2 separate regions of the Homo sapiens genome follow, and region 2 is linked to region 1. Evidence: chromatin contacts called from ENCODE Hi-C or POLR2A ChIA-PET data. All regions are on one chromosome and are shown on one strand. The core of a region is the stretch at or near the end of the contact, and the rest is flanking DNA. Distances in the headings are between cores, read along the strand shown. Region 1 overlaps TRPC4 (transient receptor potential cation channel subfamily C member 4). Region 2 has its middle 22 kb from the start of CSNK1A1L.

The links. A loop is a pair of places that touch in the nucleus more often than their neighbours do. ChIA-PET counts read pairs that join two places held with the same protein, here RNA polymerase II (POLR2A).
Region 2: a map of endothelial cell of umbilical vein shows a loop between it and region 1 (5-fold over the local background). The contact joins two enhancer-like sites. A Hi-C loop is called at or near these places in 1 of 168 maps with a recorded cell type or tissue (endothelial cell of umbilical vein). POLR2A ChIA-PET finds 5 or more read pairs at or near these places in 2 of 52 experiments (OCI-LY7 and WTC11).

The regions. Positions count from the first base shown.
Region 1 is chr13:37,655,409-37,658,108 of GRCh38, reverse strand. The region is part of intron 6 of TRPC4 (transient receptor potential cation channel subfamily C member 4); the gene reads left to right. Among named protein-coding and RNA genes, the nearest start is that of POSTN, 58 kb to the right of the region's middle. Within about 2 kb of position 1,373, at least 5 of the 41 ENCODE cell types and tissues checked have a DNase peak (open chromatin) inside an H3K27ac peak, as active enhancers do; they include endothelial cell of umbilical vein, where a contact is called at or near this core.
Region 2 is chr13:37,126,387-37,129,086 of GRCh38, reverse strand. No RefSeq gene overlaps it. Among named protein-coding and RNA genes, the nearest start is that of CSNK1A1L, 22 kb to the right of the region's middle. Within about 2 kb of position 1,291, at least 5 of the 41 ENCODE cell types and tissues checked have a DNase peak (open chromatin) inside an H3K27ac peak, as active enhancers do; they include endothelial cell of umbilical vein, where a contact is called at or near this core.

The sequences.
Region 1 (2,700 bases), core at 124-2,623:
GCAATGTTGGTCTCAATAGATTTGGGAATTACTAATGACAAAAACATTTCTGAAAGCAGTGGCTTTGAAATGTTAACTTAGACTGATTTTTTAAAAATCCACCTGTTATCTGAACAATTCATTGAGAAACACTAAGGCCAGGGTCTTAATTCCTCTGAGAAATAAATATATTTTAGTTAAGTGGAACTAGTCTTTAAATCTCACCACTGACTTATTCCACTAAAAGAAGGAAAATAAAAGAAAGAAATAATCTATAAGTAATCATGAAATGTCACTTTATTTAGAATTTTCCCCTTTAAATTTTTTTAAACATCAATAAATATTTTGCAAAAGTATTTATTAATGTTTCCTAAAATTAGTAGTTACTATGTAGACAGGAGCAAATGTGTACTATTCAAAATAATAAGTGGTTTATTCTGCATCATTGTTTTTATTTGAAAAAGAACCTGTAATGGGGTTTATGTGGTAACATTTTACACTATATATTGTATAACTTATAATATTTAACTTACAACTTTCCTTAAATTGCTATTCATGTCAGGAAAACCAGCTGATTTTTATGTGTATACTCACAGTGAGAACATAAACTATTTGGAAAGAAAGAATACAATTCTTTCACATTAAATCCAAAGGACACTATGATTAATTTTAGAAGTTGTCTTTAAAGTTACTAAAAATAAAGAATTCATGGCCATGGGCCAAATTTACTTTTTCCTGAGAAATTTTCAAAGAGTAGCTTTAGTGGCCTTTGTCTAGGGCCAATGAGTCAGATTGAATTCTCTCTATTATTGTTGGAATCTGGCACCTGGGTTTTCCTCTAAGAATATGTGATCACCTCCTCGTAGAATGCACAGCATTCCATTTAAGAATCACAGTCTGGCTAAAGTTGATCAGATCAGTGCCCTTTCTCCTTCACAATAATCTGTTGTTCCGTCATTTTACAGGTCTAGAAAATAAATAGTTAAATTTTCTGTCTTAAAATTAGTTGCTCAATTAAAAATATGAAATTTTTTACCTTTTTAAAAAAGCAATTTCCATCCTGAATGCCAATTAGGCATATTTAGCTGGAATCTCCTGGTTATATGCACTAGAATTCACAGCTTATTTCAAGTAACAGGCATTTAGTTATAAAAAAACATGCAAAGAATTATAGCCCTTCAGTCTTCTGAGTAAGGGTTTATCTTTGCAAGGGCAGAACCTAGAGCAAGCCCCAGCTTTGGGAAGAGCCGGAGTTGACGTAGTGCTGGGCCATGGGATTGTTACTCTGTGTGTCAGCATTAAAATGAGTCAGCTACTTCATCCTTATTCCGAGTTTACTTATTGCCTGGCTTATTCATCCTCAATTCTCTGCTTCTTAGTTTGTGCTGTCTCAAACCTTTGGCATCCCGTCATTCCAGTGACTCTGACTCCACATCATAACCCCTGTCATCCCAACCCCTTTGGGCAATTATCTTGATATTTTTAAGGCAAACTTCTCTAGAGGGGAATTCTGATCTTTTTTGCCTTAATGCATGCCACAGGCCACTGGCCTTATATGAATTTTCTCTCCTTGGGTCACTTGACCATGATTGACTTAGTCCATGGAGGTATTGGGTGAGAAGCTCCAGAGTCTTACACAAGGACTACCTTTCCATAAAAGGGCATACAGGGGACAATGCCACTGGGGCTGGGAGTTGCCAGAAGCCATAATTGACTTGGTTCTGCAACACCATTCCAATCTAATGCTAATCTCCCAATAGACAGAAATCCTACCTCCTTAGTCATCATGCCGTGTATGAGAAGGTTTTCATTTTATTTTTGTAATTTAAATATAGTCTCATTTTAACGATTTACCAAGAAGTATGAAATCTCTATCATCGTTTTATTACACTATATTAATGTATTATTATGGTCCCTTTGAAACAAACAATTCTCCATTTGAGTTCAGATAGTCCTCAGCTTATTTCATTTTTTGGAGTAAGTTAAAGGGACATTATTTTCAATAAAATAGCCAGAGTTCATTCATTGGCTAGAATAAATAAAATGTTCCTTGAAATACCAAAAAAACCAAAAACCCATCAAATTTTATTACGTAAGCATTCTGAGACTCTTTACCATCTTACAAGATGCATTATGTCCAATTTTAGTTGTAAACATAGAAATCTGTAGTAATTATAATGTTCTCAATTCTCCTACAACCAAAGCAAAATCAGTAAAAGAGCAAACTTTTTAAAGCCTAAAATTTGGGATCTATCATTTATTAGTGATGACTTAGTGCCCTAGGACAGAGATTGACAAATGTTCTATGAAAAGGAGCAGATAGTAAATATTTTAGGTTTTCTGAGCCATATGTTCTCTGCTATAACTACTTTCTTCTGCCATTGTAGCACAAAAGAAGCTATAGAAAATGCATAAATGAATGAGAATGGATGTGTTTCAATAAAATTTTATTTATGGATATAGAGATGTGAATTTTACATAATTTTCATGTCATAAAATATCACTCTTTTGATTTTTTTCCCAACCATTTTAGAAAGTGAAAACCATTCTTAACTCAGTACCCATGCCACATTTGCCTCTCTCTGCCCTAGGAAACTAAATTTAGCTTTCAAAGCTCTTGGGAAATTTAAGTACACCATTTCTACTAGTTTGAGGAAAACAGTTTTATTTCACTCTTTTTATCGTTTAATTTTATAATTGTCCTAAAAGGTTATTTTACTG
Region 2 (2,700 bases), core at 42-2,541, 530 kb after region 1:
CAAATAAAATTGCTGACAAGATTAGAATAACAGTTTATCTCTTTTAAATGTCTGTGCCAGGTACAGTGGCTCACGCCTATAATCCCAGCACTTTGGGAGGCCGCAGTGGGAGGATGGCTTGAGCCCAAGAGTAGCCATTGTCCCAGCTACTCAGTGGGCTGAGGCAGGAGGATCACTTGAGCCCAGGAGGTCGAAGCTACAGTGAGCATGATTGTGCCTCTGCACCCCAGTCTGGGTGACAGAGTGAGACCCTGTAATAAATAAATAAATAAATAACTCTGTGTGCCTTGTGTCTGTTTTCTTTAATTTCATCTCACAGGCAACCTACTGCAACATGATAAACCCTAAAACTCACCCTATTATAATAGGATAAACTTTAAACTGTTAACCTGACTACAAGGTCCTGGTTCTGGTTCATCTGGCCTCAACATAACATCTCAGACACTCCATGCACTCTGAGTCCAGGCCTCATTCACCTTTGGGAGATTTCTTAAATTCACCTAGTTCCTTTAGGTCTTAGGACCTTTGCACATTCCATTCCCTCTGCCTGACAAAGATCCCGTGAGCTCTGCCCTTACGTTCAAACCCTTTGTCTCAGTAATTTCTACTCACTCTCCAAGTCTCCTTTTAAATGTCACTTCCACAGGTGGGTTAGTTCATCCTGGTATACATACTTATATTATATTGTACTTCCCCTCTGTAGGACATATTATGGTAATAATTCACTCATTTTAAAAGTATTTCTTCTCTCCTAGACTCTAGCGTCCTGGTGTTGTATTTTCACTACTGTATCCTTGGTACCTCCCATGGTGTTTAGCAAATAGACCTTCAATACGTATTGAATAAAAGGAAGGAAAGGAGGAAGCAAAGAATGTAACATGATGGTTAAAATTAAATTCACCATAGGTTGGTAATATTCCAGGCAGCACTATGGGAAAAGGAATCCATGGGTGACTAATAAAAAAAGACCTCCACAGAAGGCTAGAGAAGTATTCTGCCTGGCAGGAAATTAATACAGTGCTGAGTTGCTAAAAGAAACTTAGTGTTTTGGAGATTGTAATGATGAGAGAAATGAGCTTAGGTTATTCACTTCATCTGCAATTTTGTGCAGTTGAGTAAGTTTTAAGTAAGGCTGGCTGACATTGGTGGGCTGGTGGAAGCCACACCACCTCCGTTTTGGGGAACATTTGGCTGCTCCTATTTCCCGACTGAACTCCATTGACTATGTCAGCAAACAATGGCTCCAGACTTTCCTGGTTCTTGGCAACTTAAAATAGTCTGAATCATAGGACTGGAAACAGAACAGATGTGTACTATTCTCCCTCTGTTTACACAAGTACAACTTGCCCATGAAAAGGAAAGAAGTGAATACATTATGTCGCCTACTCTGAATATAATGAGAGTAGCTCACCATTTGAATCAGGCAATTTGTCCTGCAAGATCTACTGAATTTCTATTATTACCCTCACCTTCCTCATGCTACCTTCATAACCGTCTCCCCCAAAAAAGTCAACATGAAAACTTTCCCCAACGATATGATTATGATGATGATGATAATGATGATGATGATGATGGTGTGTGTGTGTGTGTGTGTGTGTGTGTGTGTGTGTGTGTATTACAGGAAGGGAAGTTGATGTTGATGCCTTTTCATTAATTCAGCTCACAAGCAGAAGGAACTTGGCACCACCAGCAAACTCAGATAAGTTAAGCCAGGGCAAAGAGAAAGGTCAGGTCAAGAGGAAATTTGAGATACACAGTGGGGCTACATCTCTTTAGAACTAGATGCAGGACTTTTGCCAATGCTACATAACTGCTTATTGTCTGGAAGAATGCCAAAATGTGACGGCAAGAAACTTCCATAAATAAGAAAATAAAAGAGTCTTTGTATGGGGGATGGATGCACTGAGAAGGAAAAGCAAACAATCTCATGGCTTTAAATGATAGGAAAGACAACTGAGTAGAAAAGAGAAGTACAGCTTTAAAATTAAGGATACTGAAGAAAAAACTAACATACAAGGAGAAAAGGTGCTGTAAGACATATAAATACTGGATAGCGAAGTACAAAGTATTTCTCAGTTGTCTGAGGGAACGAAAAAAGCAAACATACACAAACATATATACAAATACACATTTATTGAGGAAAATAAGGGAAAGTTCACACGACTAGGGACTTATGAGAATTCATGGCCGTCAGACTACACTTCAGTTTTTAGAGTTGATGTTCTCACATTACTCTTGCCTTCCTTTCTTCATGTGTTGTTCAGGGCAACCTCTGAGCCTCGATCACTCTCTTTCCCAAATCTGCGTAAACTTTCATGATATTTTCCATACAGTAAACCACTTTCCTTTCATCATAATAATAGCCAACATCTATTTTTTAATGTATTAGTTCCCTACATCCCCCTCAAACTATGGTAAGTCATCCTTCAGAAAGATCGAAACAAAAAACAAAAAAACTAAAATGTCTTAACATCTCTATTTCATCCATGCTACCTATATCTCATATGGAAATTTTGTCCAGAAGTTCCACTTAAAGAAACTATTCTGCTACATTTTGTTTGTCAAAGCATGAAGTCTAGCCTTGTACATAATTCACTTTGTTATTGTCTTTTATGCAATATAATGCAGATTGCTTGATTATGCAAATTAATTGTTTCTTTCCAAATTTTCATCCATTGTAATAAACCACATTTCAGTTTC